Regions from separate parts of the Homo sapiens genome. Here region 1 is linked to region 2. A link is an interaction called in ENCODE POLR2A ChIA-PET data of the cell type or tissue named here. Cell type or tissue: HepG2. All regions are shown on one strand. Links, peaks and the distances in the headings refer to the core of each region. The heading gives the core; the rest is flanking DNA. Region 1 overlaps FMNL2 (formin like 2). Region 2 overlaps FMNL2 (formin like 2).

Region 1 (8,337 bases), core at 151-8,150, 130 kb before region 2:
AAGTAATGCAGGATGGGCAGCTAAAGGTATTCTCTCTCTTTAAACTCTTCCTTGGAGCTAAAAATTAGGAATAGAGTAGAGGAGAGTCAGTAGAATGGAGCAGGCAGTCTGCTGTGTATATAGAGAAGGGAAGAGAAAGGAGACAAAAAATTCTAGGGTCTCTGGTCACACAGCTAAGGCAACCATTTCCAGATATGCTGGCTGCTCAGTGTGGCCACTCCCGTGTCAGAGTCCTAAGTCTCGGGCTGCCTGCACAGGTGGTTGTCAGAAAATAACTCAGCCTTCCAAGCTCTGTGTTATGTGCACTTCTGACTCATTCCCTGCAGCCTTTGCTTCTGCTGGGCCCCTGATATACTTTGGATATTTGTCCCTTCCAAATCCCACGTTGAAATAGGACCTCCAATGTTGGAGGTGGGCCTAGTGGGAGGTATTTGGGTCATGGGGGCAGATAGCGCCTGAACTGCTTGGTGCTGTCCTCGTGATAATAAGTGGCTTCTTACTCCTAAGAGTTCCTGTGAGATCTGGCTGTTTAAGAGAGGCTGGTACCTCCTCCCTCTTGCTCACCATGTGACACACCCGCTCCCCCTTAGCCTTCCGCCATGATTGTAAACCCCGAGGCCCTCACTAGAAGCAAATGCCAGCACCACACTTCCTGTACAGCCTAAAGAACTGTAGGCCAAAATAAACCTGTTTTCCTCATAAATTACCTAGCCTTAAGTATTTCTTTATAGCAACACAAAGGAACTAACACCCAGCCCCTAATGCCGCCTTCTGCTTCCTCGGGGCAAGGTCATCCCTTACGTATGCCATCAGGCACAAGGGCACCCAGCGTAGCACTGAGGACATAGCAGAGTATAAAAGAGGGTCCACTGAAGGACTAAGAGCTATGTATCGAAACCAGGTAACTAAATCAAAACACGATGAGGTAATAATAACAGCAGCAGCGCTGTTTTTGGGCACTGACTATGCTACCTAGGCACTACCCTTCTGCAACTGCCTGATAACGGAGGCAAACTAAACTGACTTTACTCCTGTATTACATTATCTAAGGAACGGCTCAATTTTCGGCTAGATTCTGGGCCACAGAGAAGTCTTGGAGTCCACTTCTCTAATATATACACAATGAGTGCTAACACTTTGCACTTCTAAAATCTATCCAGAATGCAAAACACTATGAAAAGAAATTATGTGCCCATGGGGAGCCACAGAGGATCCATGAGCAGTCTGTACTATTCTCCCTTCCCTCCCCATCAAGGGAGGCCTGGGATGAGCCCCCAGAGGCAGCTGAGCCCAGGATGAGCCCTACAATAGGTTTCATCTCACAACTGCAGCGCCAGCAAAGGACCAGAATCCTTTAAACACAGACTAATCACTTCCTGGTATTAAATAAGGAGGCTGGTTTGGAGAGTTCTGTTCATAGAGATATCTAATTTAGGCTCTTCCTTTTCTGCCCGAGAGGTTTCATTTAAAACTATTTAGAAGAAAATCTAAATAGAAAATGCTTAAAATTTTTTTTTAAAAAAAGCAAATTAAGTATCTTCTATTCAATTTGCACAAAAGATTAACGAATCAAGTATTCGAGGACTCCAGACACAGTTAAAGGAAAACTGCCCAACCTAGACTGTCTGGCTGAAATTTAAAGCCCCGAATTGAAATCTTTTTCTCCCCCACCATAATACAGCTGAGAATTTTAAGCTCATTTTAACTGCAAGCCATGTCTTATTTCAACAAATCTCCTTTTTTTCCAGGCTTTAAGCATTACAATTATGTTGTGTGGAACAGATCATTTCCTCCTGCCAGCTCCTGACAGAATCTTACTAAAGCAGGGGTGGTTAATCCACCATCCATTTTATTTTTTCTGAGCTGAATGACTGATCTTGAAAGATGAAGCACAGACCAAACATGGCCATTCAGGTGAACGCACATGGGCCAGGGCAGAAATGTCGGGAATGAAGGCCCAAACAGACATCTTATGTCCTGCTCCAGTTTATTATTTGTGAGGAAGCAAAACATTTTCTGGGAAGCTTATCTGTTGTTTTGTTTCACTTTGTTCTCTTTGCCTAAACCCAGAAACAGCTGATCTAAAGGAAAATTGGAACTGTGCCAGGAGGAAGCCCACCTCTTCCTTCTAAGCATCTTCCTCCATGTGGGGTATGGAAGTGGGGGCCTAAGCAGCACTCCCTAGGAGTGTGCATATTTTTTCCTTTCTATTCAGAACTGGAAAAATGTGGAAGGAATTTTTTGGAGGTAGGATGAATTCTGCATGAGGAAAGGTCTCAGTCTTCTGTATAAACATCAGCATCTCTGCCACACTCAACTCAGGGTGAGCATTAGGACTCAATGCTGAGGTCTGAGCCATCTAGCCTGAAGGTTACAAGTTTGGAGATTTCAGAAAACCTTTAGAAATCGATTCTAAAACAGAATCTTGCTGTCCCTTTGCAAAGAAATAGTGCAGAAAAACACCTGTCTGGGGATGTATTTTGTGTATATGGGTGTGTCTGTATTTATTTATTTATTTTTCTTTTTGAGACACAGTTTTTTGCTCTTTTTGCCCAGGCTGGAGTGCAATGGCACAATCTCAGCTCACTGCAACCTCCGCCTCCTGGGTTCAAGCGATTCTCCTACCTCAGCCTCCCGAGTAGCTGGGATTACAGGTGCCTGCCACCATGCCTGGCTCATTTTTGTAGTTTTAGTAGAGACAGGGTTTCACCATGTTGGTCTTGAACTCCTGACCTCAGGTGATCCACCCACCTTAGCTTCCCAAAGTGCTGGGATTACAGACGTGAGCCACTGTGCCAGGCCTGGGTGTATCCTCCTTTACAGACCTCTTTAAATGATGAAATTAAGACTGCCACATTCTTAGGGAAAGGGAGAAATGAGAGAAGTTAACAAGAACTGAACAATAGTCTCATTTGCAGGTGTAAGACCTGACAACAGGTCTTTTAGAAAGAAATGTGTGTGCCACATTTACGAGGGGAGAAGTATCATGATACTTTGACAGGTACGTTCCTGGATTGAAGGTTGTGTCACATTCAAGTCACATATGACATACAGCCAGTGATGAAGTTCTGCACTACACTGTCATCATCACTACTAGATTTTATTTCCCCTTGTCTACATATTAACCGTAAGAGAAAGGCCTAGGAAACTTCCAAAAGGAAATAATAGCTGTTCTCCTTTGCTGGACTTTTTTTTTTTTTTTTTTTTGGTCGGGGGGTGGGCGGTGAGGGGAGGAAGAGTTAGAGTAGAAGATAAAGAAAAAGATTTTTTTTTTAATGCAAGCATCAAGAGCCCTGAAAATGGCTAACTAGGTAAAGTATACCATTCTTTTCTCAAGAATCACACACTGAAACAACAGAGAGAATCAGCCTGAGAGATTTTCGCAGGAGCCTTAAAAGCAGGAGTTGTAGGTCAATGGAAAAACAAATGCTATCTGGTAAAGCACCCCTTCACCCATCTTGAGCAAGGACAGCTCTGCCCTGAGACATCCCAGGACTGATTCAGGCCCACAGGGCCGTGCCAGGCTACATGCTTTACCACGAGGCATCAGTTTAAACCAATTGTGTGGCTGCACAAAGCAGGGCTTGTTTGTAAAAGGGGAGAGTCTGTTGAGAATGGAATCAGCTATTCTCTACTTACCTTCTCAGGCCAGGGGCAGGGGTTGGGGGGAGTAGGGGGGAGCTGCTAAAAGCATCAACACAGGATGTGAGTGCACAGCTGGGATGACAAAGGCCCAGTGATTTTTCAAGGTCTCTGGAAATGCACCAAGGCATAAAAAACTGAAAGGCAAGTATTCCCTTTGCAAAGCCTGCTCTTCTAGGGGCCTGAATACCTCTGGAATGCACTCACTGCCCTACGTAATTGGAAATAGCAGTGACTCAACAACCATCAGAGGTACGTGACTCTCATGTCAGGAAAGAACTTTTATACACATCTTCAAGTGAGAAGGTTGTTTTTTTTCCTTTGTCTTCTTACGTTGTTGGTCTCCCAAGGTTGTTTTTTGTGGAGGCTCTGGCAGAGGCTCTAATGCAGAGGAAGGAAGGTCTCTTCCAATGCAGGAGGATTCTGCTCGCTAATAAGGAAGCAATAACAAAGAGTGGAAACAAATCCATCTTACCTTCCTGGTTACAGCTGGATCCAGATAGCCTTTGAGCTTTTGAATGTATGTATGGGGAGGATTCTTCACCTGGAATCGTTCCTGCAGAAAGCACAAAAGTCCAAAGCATGAAAGGTATGAAGCCATGACACAGTCAGCCACATCAGATTATGTTACCAAAATATGACCAAAATGCATCCACAGTATAAATGTGGCCCTGCGAGCAGTCATTTTGTACTAACTGTTTTGCATCTTGGTAGTAGATGTGATCCCCTCTTTGCATAGGAGGAAAACTGAAGCTCAGAGAAATGCAGAACTCTCTTTGATGACACTGCTGGTCACATGTACATGTGGGTTTGAACCCACATCTGCTCAACTCCAGAGTCAGTACTGCTTTCTCTGTAGGGCCCTGCAGCTTCCATTCTAGGAATGGTGTTTTGCCCAACCTGTTTCAGGTCCTCCTTCAGCAGGTCTTCAATCTTTTGCATATTCTTTTGAATATCTTCAATGTTGGCAAATCTTTCTCTTTTGGATATTTATTTTATCTTTGAAAATAACAAAAGATTTGACTCAAACTGATAAAGCTAATTTTTTTCAAATATGAGCAACGAGTCAATTGCTGGAATGTGGGAGTGTTATGTTTGCATGGGTACACATGTGTGTGCCGACATGAATGGATTCCAACCTGGAAGATCCAAAAGTATCCTGAGCAAAGGCAGTCACTGGAATAAGCATAAACATACACAATATACAGTCCAAGGTGATATCTGAATGTAGGTCAGAGGTGGGGCCCAAGAATCAACATTTCTAACACGTTTTATGCTAATGCTGCCAAAAGAGGAACCATACTTTGAAAAATTCATGCCACGTGTATCAGGTTTTATAGACCCTAATGTCCAAAGCAGAACAGGCAACAGTAAAAACCTGGGTAGAAGCCACATGTCCACAAACCATAAAATGAACCAGTACTTATATTTACGTTCATACAATGGTATACTAGATTACAATGAAAACAAGCCATGTACTGCATGCTCCTATGAATGGATCTCACAAACCTGATGCTGAGCCAAGAAGAACACCTGATTTCATTTCTTCACACTTATAAAATAGGTGACATTAAACTTTAATGGTTACAGATACACACTCAAGGGGTAACACTATACATATAGATATATGGTTTTATATTGTGTGTATATATGCGTACTTGGAGATGATCAGCCTGAAAGTCATGGTTGGAGGACTGAAGTGGGGAAAGTCATAATCAAAGGGGGAAATATGGCACATTCCTAAGAGGCCAGCAGTTCTATTTCTTGATCTGAGTAGCAGTTACAAAGGTGCTGGCTTTATACTACTTACTATGCTGGTTCTCGGGCTTAACTACCTTTTCTATATAGATGCTATATTTCTCACAAAAAAAAGTTTAAATCAGCTCTAAAGGAAAAATAAAGATTCATCAAGAAATGAGGACAAGCCTGGGTAACATGGTGAAACCCCATCTCTACAAAAAATACAAAAAATTAGCTGGGTGTGGTGGCACATGCCTGTAGTCCCAGCTATCCAGGAGACTGAGGTGGAAGAACCACCTGAGCCTGGGAGGTTAAGGCTGCAGTGAGCCCTGATCGTGCCACTGCACTCCAGCCTGGGTAACAGAGCGAGACCCTGTCTAAAACAAAAAAAAGAAAAGAAAAGAAAAAAAGAAATGAGGATAATCTTTATCATGTTCTTTTCTACGTACAACCCAAAAGGTATTTTCTTACTTTAATTCTTTATAATCTGATTATCACTTACTCCACAACGGAATTTTTTGGTATTTCACTCTGACAATTGGCCAGCATGTGCATGCATTTGTTTATCCCATAGAAACTTGTATTTCTCCAACACAGGGAACCACAACATTCTGCATGGTCCACTGAAGCCTTGCTTGCTTGTAGATTTTAAAATGCTAAAGGCCACTGTAATAATACTGAAAAGATAATCTTATTATTATTATTAATTTTTAATTATACTTTAAGTTTTAGGGTACATGTGCACATTGTGCAGGTTAGTTACATATGTATACGTGTGCCATGCTGGTGCGCTGCACCCACTAACTCGTCATCTAGCATTAGGTATATCTCCCAATGCTATCCCTCCCCCCTCCCCCCACCCCACCACAGTCCCCAGAGTGTGATATTCCCCTTCCTGTGTCCATGTGATCTCATTGTTCAATTCCCACCTATGAGATAATCTTATTATTTAAAATCTATATTTGTTATTGTTTATCCTTGAAAATAGGGGGAATGGTTTGTAGTAGGACACCTATTAATATTTTCCCTTTATTTAAAAATAATCAGGGTGAATTTTGTAGTATATGAACTCTATCTCAATCAAGCTGCTTTTAAAAAAAGAACAGCACACTTTTTCTAATTATTCCTTCAAATGTTCTATCTCGAGAGCAATTTCTAAGTAATCACAACTATTCAACATCTCTAGTGCCATCACTGTGTCTGTGTATAAACTACTTTTTTTAAATCACCATCACCTCACCAAGGAATCAGAGGGGATCCTATTGCCATGGGGATTTAGCAGTAGTCCAGCTGAGGGCTAAAATAATCACAAGAAGCTCAGAAAAATGAACTGATGAGCTATCTAGAAGCCAGTCATTATTTCCAACCTCATGTATGACAACAGCTGATGCCAAACACATATCAGAATATAAATAAATATTATCCTTTTAAATAATATAATTCCAATTATTCAAAAAAAATTTTTTTGAGAGAGTCTCACTCTGTCACCCAGGCTGGAATGCAGTGGCACAATCACAGCTCACTGCAGCCTCGACTTCCCAGGTTCAAGCAATCCTCCTAATTCCACCTCCTAAGAAGTTGGATCTATAGGTGCAGGCAACCACGCCCAGCTAATTTTCTAAAGACAAGGTCTCACCATGTTGCCCAGGCTGGTATTGAACTCCTGGGCTCAATTTTATTTTTACAATAATAAAATTTGGTGGAGTAGCACATGTAACGCAGTAGCATTCACTCATTTAGTGAGCCCTATCTTTGACAGTCAGTAAAGGCAGCTTTTTTTCATTTCCTATTTGGGACTGTGGCGACTCAGAAGGCTTACTCAAATACATACATTTGCTGGTCCTGTTGACTGGACTATATTTCCTTAGGACTTGAAATTATGAACAAGGTCTACATGTAATAAACTCACACTTTTTCAAATATGCTTATTTAGCATTTGTCGTTGTATTCCACATATTCTTCATTTGTTTGAGCAGCTTACTGATGTATTAAGAAAGAGAAAATAAGGAAGCCTCATGCTTTAAAACACAGTTGGTCCACATTGCATCCACTTCTAAGAAAACTCAGGTGGGGCCATTTGCCTTGGCATAGTCTGCCCATCTCCTCTTTCTACCTCCACTGCTGCCATGGAACCCGTGAAAAAGCTTGTGGCAAATGGGGAGAAGGAAGACAGAAAAAGAAGGTTCTGAAGTTCACTCTTGATTCCACCCACCCTCTAGAAGATGGAGTCATGGAAGCTGCCAATTTTGAGTGCTTTTTGCAAGAGGATCAAAATGAACAGAAAAGCTGGGAATCTCAATGGAGGGGTGGTAACTATCAAAAGGAGCAAGATCACCAAGACTTTGGAGGTGCCTTTTCAATTCATTTTGATAGCTCATCATGACTAAAGAATAACATTTCTACACAGTGCAACTCAAGTTGGTAACTTAATAAAGGTACTTATATCATTGATGTCAAGCAAGCAGGCAACGAGGTCCTGAAAATAACATGGGATATGAAGCAGTTTTAAAAGTGTGGGTAATGGAAGACTGCCAACCAAAGCAGTTTCGACTTTTAATACAATATCTAAAATTCTAATATTTAGAGGGAAAAATATATTAATTCAAATAAATAGGATGCCCATAATCCATCTGAAGTCCTTCAAAATAAATGTGTTTGGCAAGGTGCTGAAATTTTCTTATGTATTTTCCCAATGTTTCTGTTGTTCAAATTGGCCACATTGAAACAGAGAGAAAAGGTTTGGCAAATCAGGTGCTGAATTTATAACTCAAACAGTGGTTCCTTTAGATATTAGACAGGCAACCCCAAGTTTTACAAAAACAGTTGGGGCTTTGTATTCTTCCTCCATAACACTTTTATTTGGGTCCCTGGATGTAGGCCGAGTTTTCTTTTCTCTTCTCCCTCTCCCTCTCTCCTTCTTTCATGGTTCCCATGAAAGTTTTATATGAGTTTTAT
Region 2 (8,337 bases), core at 325-8,324:
ATTGTATCTAGATTATCACATTGTTTTATTGGAAACTGCCTAACTACTTTTCTGGGGGACACCATTAATCATGGAAAGGGATCCACTAGTCCTACCCACATTCCTTGCCCCACCTTCTCCTCCTCCCCCATGCCCCAGCCTCCAAGTACCAGGCTCCATTAGTATAGTAATAAAACCACTACTGTTTGGTTAGCAGTAATGAGTTCTAAAAGTATCAATGGAGTGTTTCATGGATAAAGACCATTGTTAGGTGCAGCAAACTTTCCCGGCATCAATCAACTACATACAGTAGATTGTAGCAGCATTTTTTTTTTAAGCATGTCAGGAATGCAATGAAAAATAGCACAATTCTTACTCCTCAAGGACAATACAATGTAGCTCAGACAACTAAACACAATGACTGGTGAATAAATACACTAATTTCTACAGAAGCTGGCTCTATTGTATCCTTGTTTTAAAATCTGGGTTTCATTGTCCTAGTGTCCTAGTGTCTGTTGCCACCTGCCCACCCCCAAAAACTGTCACCTTGACTTGCCAATGATATCTTTTATGTTTTATATCTGTTAACTTTTTAAGATGAGGAAGATAAGAAGGAAGGAAAGTAGAGTCAAATAGTTTTGTCATAGTTTTCTATCTGCTGGGTTAGAAAGGGGCTAGCTGATTAACCCTCCTGGGGTTAATGGTTCAACAGGTTGAGCCATGAGATTGCTGCTATTCAACCATTTCTGACCTATAACAGCAGCAAGTTCATATGGTCCAAACTAATGGCAACAGAAATACTTGACTACTTGGTTAAGAAAAGATATGGAAATAATTTCCATTTCAGTTTAGCTTTTTTTTTGAGACAGGGTCTCACTGTGTCACCCAGGTTGGAGTGCAGCAGCACAATCATGGCTCACTGCAGCCTCACCTCCTGAGTTCAAGTGATCCTCCCACCTCAGCCTCCCAAGTAGCTGGGAGTACAGGTGCACACAACCACACCTGGCTAATTTTTGTATTTTTTTTAAGAGATGGGGTCTTGCTATGTTGCCCAGGCTGGTCTTCAATGCCTGGGCTAAAGCAATCTGCCCACCTCTGCCTTCCCAAGTGCTGGGATTATAAGCATGAGTCACCGTACCTGGCCCTGTTTCAATTTTTTTCTAATTTATATATATATATATATATATATATATATATATATATATATATATATATATATATAAAATATACAGAAGAAAGTAAGAGGAAATATAAGACTGAAGGGAGAAGAGACAGAATCAGAAAATATTCCCTCTAAACGGCATTCCACCAAAATTCATACATAAACTGCAAATTTTTGATCCTCCTTTTTCCTCCTACCCTAGGGAAAAAGTCTATCTTTTGGTATTCTTTCTGTGCCTCTCATTTAGCTTATAAAAACAATACACAAGGGCAACTTTCATCAGGCTCTGGCTCCAAATGCCACCTGCCAAGTGCTCGAAGACAATACTAAGAGGAAAAAGCCAGTCTCATTTATACAGGTCAGAGAAGGCTTTAATGAGTGATAACACAGGAAAGGAAATAAAAGCTTACAGTTAGCAGCATTCAAGGAGATGAAGTAGCTTAGGGAGAGGGAGATTAACCCAAAATGAGTTTGTAACCTACTGTTTGGCTTCCAAATGACACTTGGGATGCTTTTATGATCTCAGCTATGGGAATACCACAATGGGGTCACACCTCCCTGGATCACAAAAGCTACACAGTAGGGCTAACACACAGCCCCACCCACTTAAATGTTCATCAGAGAATTAGCTATAACCTCAAAGGAAAGCTGAATGTCCAAAGGGTACCAAGGTTACCTCATGGCACCCAATAAAAGGGTACCATGTGCTCAGCTCCCAGAAGTCTGGCCACATGGGAATCATTCAAGTAAAATACACTGTTCAGAGTGCTAGGAATTTGCTAAGATTTAATGGGAGTGAAATGGAAGCGGTGCTAGAGACAGTGACAACACCTGGCCCTAGCTAATAGAATGAACAAATGATCAGGACTTTTCCCCAATATTTAAGGTGAGCTGTAATCCTACTTACAGTGATGGGCAAAAATAACTGGCTGGCTCTTGAGTTAGCCCAAAGTGGGTTAACTTTCTCTTAGGAAGGAGATGGGAGGAGTGGATTTTAGGACCAACTTCATACACCACTTCTCACTCCAGGAGAGTACTGCCAATGAAATGCATGGATAATATAAGCAAAGATGGCCTATGGGCAGATTCCTAAGGGAAGTGGTATATTTCCTGTCTTGAGCAAGCACCTACTTCTCTTTTTTCAGCATTCTTCCTCCCACTGGTGGTATGTAGAATACACACCACTTCACTGACACACACACCCCCAAATACACAACCAATTATGCCTGCTGTTTGTTAGGGCTTTTATTAGGGAGTATAATTTACCTTCCCTTCCCAGAATTTCTCTTCAACTCTTATCAAAAATCTTATCTGCTTCTGTCAAATTCTCTCAGGACAGCATATTTAGCTGACTATCCCTTAGGAAAGGAAGTGAAAACTAACCAATGGCTTCATATGTTTTTTCTAATAGGAAATATTTTGCTGGGGGGCAAAGAAGGAGGGAAAGGAGGATGTTTCTTTTAAAGAGTATTGCTCTAATTAATTCAGAGACCAGGTGGCTTGCTCTTCTTTAACTAGAAGTAATTAAGAGCTATCAGTACACTTAGTGATTCTGTAGCAAGCACAGAGGGGAAATAATTTGGGGCAAAGGGAACTAGCAGGGCTCTCCTCCCACAACGACCCCTCTAGGAAGTCAGCAAGCTACCGTAAGGCCACTCTGCTCACAACATTTATACTTCTCTCCCAAGGGGGGGTCTCATTTCAATCAAGCAAATCCTTCATGGGGATAGGATTCACTTTTTTACCCAGAAGAATAAGTTTATGTTAAGGGAATAAAAAGGTTCAAGCATTCACCATGAGTCCGAAAAGCCAAGCACAGACAGACCTTGGTGGGGTGGGGGTGAAGGGATGGTGGTCCACCAGGCGTGAGCCCCTTGACTGGCCCACTATTGAAGTCACAGTACCAAATTCAAGATTTAGCTAGCATTCCTCCTGAGTCAGTGAGAAATTGGATCAGTTACATGTTGCTCAGCCAGGTCTGAGAATCCTGGGGCCTTGGCACAATAGCTTTCAAAATACTACATTGACTCAGCAAGAACTCTGACCATGAACAGACTTCCTCTCCTGGTTCTAAAAGTCTGATCTGGAGAAATCAGAATAAATGTAGTCCTTCCCAGAGAAGGTCTTGTCAATCAATGACTATCACTGTACTACTGCAGTGAGACGCCAATCATTTCACTGGCTAAATGAGAAGACAATGTGATGGTGTGATGTGTGAATTTGAGCTCCACTGGGAGTAGGTACTGGTCTGCTGCTAGAGTCAACACCTGTACATGTGACCAAAGCATGGCACAAAGGCACTGTGTTCACAACCTGTGCTCCATATCGACAGCAAGCACTTGGATTGACAGCTGTTTTCTGAAGGCTGAAAGATGAAATCAACACTGATGAAAGACTATTGGCTGTTCTCTAGGAAGAAGAGTCCATAAACATGACCGAGACAGAACTGTATTGTTCATTCCTGCCACCCCCGTTGCTTCTTTTCCAAAACTGTCACTTAAAAACCATCTTTTTCCTACTCGTTTTGTCTCGAGTTCACACACCTAGACTATTACTAAGCTATTATTGTTTCTGCCTCTAAAATATATCTTTGGGTCAATTTTTCTTTATTTTGATAACCCTGACTACATCCACCAGGTGCAGTATTGCATCATGGTTACAAATCCCAGCTTTGCCCCTAAGCAATATGACCCTGGGAAAATTATCTACTACTCCCAGCTACCATCTGAAAATGGTGACTGTAAGGATTAAATGGGGGAAAAACACATACAAAGTTCTCCATAAAGTATCAATGCCATCATCAGCTTCATCGTTAATCAGGGTCCGATTACTGCATAACTACTACTATGCCATGTCCTCTGTACCCAGAGTCACCATTAGCAGTCATGTTGGTGGCAACTCCATTTGATGTAACTCTCAACTATATCCCATATCAAATGGGAAACTTATCCACAAGACTGTGAAACTTCACCATGCCTTCTCCATGACCTCACTCACACTCCTTTCCTTAACTTCCCCCAGTCAGGGAAACTAACTCTCTGCTCCTGACCTCCTTTTTAAACTTCTGAAAAAAGCAGCAGGGGAGGGGCTCTCAAACTAGTTTTACCCACAGCAGAGACCATGATTTTATTACCTTTCTCCATATCCTCACCAAAAAAAACCATTGCTTATATAAAGAATTAATAAGTGGCGTCTTATCATCTTTATACTGAAGGCATTTTTGCCAGCTGCCATTTTTCTAATCCCTCACAGCAATTGAGAATTTTTTTTAAGCCTTGAATGTGGCAGTCGGATTTGAGCTAATCATTTGGAATTATACTGTCTTTATTTCTTTGGAGCATCTTTGAAGTATCTTGTTATATAAATGAAATATGGGGTGAGGAAGGAAAGGATGCACCTACGAACACTGCTTCGAAGGTTCTTGACTCATAACTTTAAAAGCCTGAGAAGAAATTTATGAAGCCAATTGCAAACCCTTCTTCCCTCTTAACCAGGAAACTTCTAGTTCTTTGTTGTTTTAAAGTATCTGCTAAGGATTGACTTTAGAAATCAATGCACTGCACAGCAAGCATTTCACCCATCCTGACAGAACTACAGATGGTCCCTGACTTACAATTTTCCAATTTTACAATGGTGCAAAAGCGATATATATTCAGTAGAAACCATAATTCCAGTACCCATACGACCATTCTGTTTTTTCAATTTCAGTACAGTATTCAATAAATTACATGAGATATTCAACACTTTATTATAATAGGCTTTGTGTTAGATGGTTTTGCCAACTATAGGCTAATGTCAGTGTTCTCAGCATGTTTAAGGTAGTCTAGGCTAGGATGTTTCATAGGGTAGCTATATTAAATGCATTTTTGACTTACAATATTGTCAATATTTTCAACTTACAATGGGTTTATCAGGGCAAAAAAAAACCCGTAAGTCTAGGAGCATCTGTATTTCAAGGAGAAACAAAATCTCACACACAATTCCTAAATTTCATTTAATCTCTGCTATAGCTTGGGAAAAACAGACAAGAGGGAAGAAAATGCTAAGCCAGCAGTTTGCCAGCAAATATGAAGCCCCAGATACTGTAATTTCAATTCTCACTCCCTGGAAGCTTTAAATGCATAAATGTTTTATAAACCAATTGACAAAGCTTACTCACTTGTCCTAAGAAACATAATACGACAAAGACACAGAAGAGAACATTAGGGCTACGATAAAGATACAAGGTAGAATTCATTGTGTTTAAAAGTGTTTTTTTTAAAAAAGTTCTTTGAAGATAAAAAGACCTAAGTGCTACATATGATTACTTATCACAACTACTCAATATCTATTATCCTACAGGCAGAATCCAAGGCTCTGTGTTAAGTAACTTTCAAATATGTACCTTATTCTGAGCTGGGAACAACACTAATCCACCTACCAGAGAAACTCTCCAACCCTGTTCTCTGCCACCTTCCAGCCCCCATATGTCACTCAGAAGGCAGAGTGACTTTTCCAACCCAAGTTACTTAAGCTAATTCTCGTCTTTCACAAACAGATCCTTCAGCAGCCCCCAGCCTACCTGCACAAAATGCTGGATACCTTGGAAGAGCTACAGGAACTGTTTCTTTCAGCTACTGAGTACCTACTGTGTGCCAGGTACTGCAGTGGTGATTGTTTTTTATTAGACACCACTATGATTAATTTGCTCAGCCTAGAAAATCCATTTCTCCCTGGAAGATGAAGAAAAGGGAAGACAAAGAGGTTTGCTTCTAATTAAGACGAAACCAACAAACAAGCCTGACCCAGGCCATGAAATTGTACTCTCATTGGTTTATGAACACCAGAAAGAGGGCTTGGTACAGCAGCAGCCAGAGCCAACAGACTCAATGGGGCAGATAAAAATTCAAAATTCAGCCAAAATGCTGAAAAGAGAAGAAACATAGGTTCCTCTTCGTTTAATGCACGAGCCACTCTGGCTACTAGGCCACAACTGAGCAGACAAAAAGATTTGGGGACTTTTCCAGTGAACCGAGAAATGTGAGCAGGAGGGGCAGGCATGAAGAGCTCCACCCACACCCCTGAAGGGAGGCGCTGTCAGGAGTCGGCAGAAAGGCAGACACTGACACACCGCATCGCCCAGGGCTGGAAGGGTTTCTCCCAAACGACTGTAAAAAAAGAAATGAAAAGGGAAACAAATAGCATCTGCTAATAGTAACTCCTCATATTCCATTGATGTTATGTTCACCCTATTACTAGAACTCCCTGAGGGTGGCAGGCATTTAGAGGAAATGACATTCTGAAGCTTCAGGGGGAAAGAAAAAAAAAACAAAAACAGAAAGTGAAAAATATTTTAGAGTTCTTTAAGATGTTAATTTAACATCAACATAAGTATAATGACAAACACTCATTAATTACCTTAAGCACTGTGCAAAGAGTTTTCAGATGCTCGGTTTCTAATCGTCCCAGCAACCCAGTATGGAAAATAATATTTTCCTGACTTTTTCAGGTGGGAAAACTGATGCTTAGAGAAGTTAATCTTTCCTCTCAAGATTACAAAGTGACAGAGCCAGGATGAAGTCTGGGTGACTCAGGAAGCTTTTTTCTTCTTTTCCAGTTCATCACATTCAATACCTTTAAATCATTTATAAAAATGTTTCAGTTATAGTCCTATGCCAGGCACCAGGAAGTAATGTGAGAAAATGAAAACAATAAACTTTTCTAAATCAGTAAGAACAAAATGTAAATGAAACGTCTTAGACTTAAAGTGGAACAGTACGTGGTGCCTGGAAGGTCATATGGTTAAATTCTAAATTTAACCATTCTCTCAGACTAAATTTGCTCATCTGTAAAATGGAGGTGATAATATCAAAAGCAATGACTCAACTCAGATAAAAGGTACACTTCCACACAAACATCATTTGTCAAAAATTATGCTACCATCATAACAATTCAAATCTAGGAGGAGAAAGTGTGGGCTGTAGAAGGAATTGAGACTACCATCTTGATGGAGCTATCAAATATCTTCAATCACATCATTTAAGTCACTCAAAAGGGGAAGAAGCCCATAACAAAATAATGGGCCTTAGCTCCCACACACCAGTCTCTTTCCTCCTCTTCCTCTGATTCTTTTCTCTACTGTTAACACCAATTGTAACCTAACAGAGTGCTAATGTCTGCTCAAGTTCAAGCTTACACTATAGCTCTCTCTCCCCACTCAAAATGCTACTGAACACAGTAGATAACTATCTCAGTTCCCTCTTTGACAAGAAAAACAACATGAATGTAAATTACATGGAACCCATATTCTATAATACTGGAATTAAAGAATAAGGATTTAACCACATTGCAGACATTCTCTACTACTGAAGGAAAAAAATGTGCAGCATACACTTATAGACATAGGGAATCATAACATTTCAGAGCCTGAAACAACAAATGAAACTAATCTAATCCAGCCTCCTTTTGTAGTCACAAGAGATATATATACCTTGCCCAAAATCTGTCTTAAGGCTAAATTATGACAGAATGTCCTGAAAATCAGAAGAATTCTTACTCTTCTACATCCCCCTAGCTTCTGAATAACAACTCAATGTATATCATGTATTCTTAAAGACTTTACTATGTTATAATATATGTAGTTTTAAATATCCACCCATATCAATATCATTCTGCATAGATAGAACTTCCAATAAGGCAGCCAAGTGAACTGTTCAAAAACCTACTGCAAACCATAAAAATCAAAGACCCAGAACCAGGAATCAGGAGACCCAGGTACTAATTAGTCCTGATTATCACTGACCAGTTTCTAGATCTCAAGTCACTTTACTTCAACTTGGCCTTTGTTTCTAAAACCATAAAGAGGAGTTGGACCAGTTGGTCTCTAGGGTCCTTTCCAACACCTAAAGCTCCCTAATTCTCAACCACCTGGCACGCAAGGTAGACACAGGAAAACCAACACTTTCATTACAAAAAGTCACAAGGAAAAAAAATCACAAGACATCACAAGAGCTTTAAGGAAAACTGTGTTGAAGCTATGCTTGCTTTGGGGTTTTTCCAGAGGTAAGCACTGTGTTTTCCAAAGGCAAACAGTTCCCTTTCTCCAGAACAAGGACAGGATGTTGGGGACATGAGTCATTCTGTTGACATTCTAGGTACTGGTCAGTTGGAGGACAGGAACCACATCAGCTTCCTAGAGAGCACAGAAGAAAAATCTG

The links. Peaks named below come from ENCODE experiments on the same cell type or tissue, not always from the same donor. Only the 100,000 strongest peaks of a DNase experiment are listed, where the experiment ranks them.
Region 1: POLR2A ChIA-PET joins it to region 2 with 5 read pairs; 4 of 35 experiments call an interaction of 5 or more read pairs at or near these places.

What each region holds. Positions count from the first base shown.
Region 1 is chr2:152,538,600-152,546,936 of GRCh38, reverse strand. It overlaps FMNL2 (formin like 2), which reads right to left. Exons shown (of 26, transcript NM_052905.4): 3 at 4,118-4,198. Among named protein-coding and RNA genes, the nearest start is that of PRPF40A, 170 kb to the left of the region's middle. In HepG2, for the core only: no CTCF peak of the experiment used is centred there; DNase peaks (open chromatin) are centred at 3,756 and 4,156.
Region 2 is chr2:152,405,311-152,413,647 of GRCh38, reverse strand. The region is part of intron 1 of FMNL2 (formin like 2); the gene reads right to left. Among named protein-coding and RNA genes, the nearest start is that of FMNL2, 74 kb to the right of the region's middle. RefSeq lists an enhancer at 8,079-8,337. In HepG2, for the core only: no CTCF peak of the experiment used is centred there; DNase peaks (open chromatin) are centred at 3,437 and 8,237.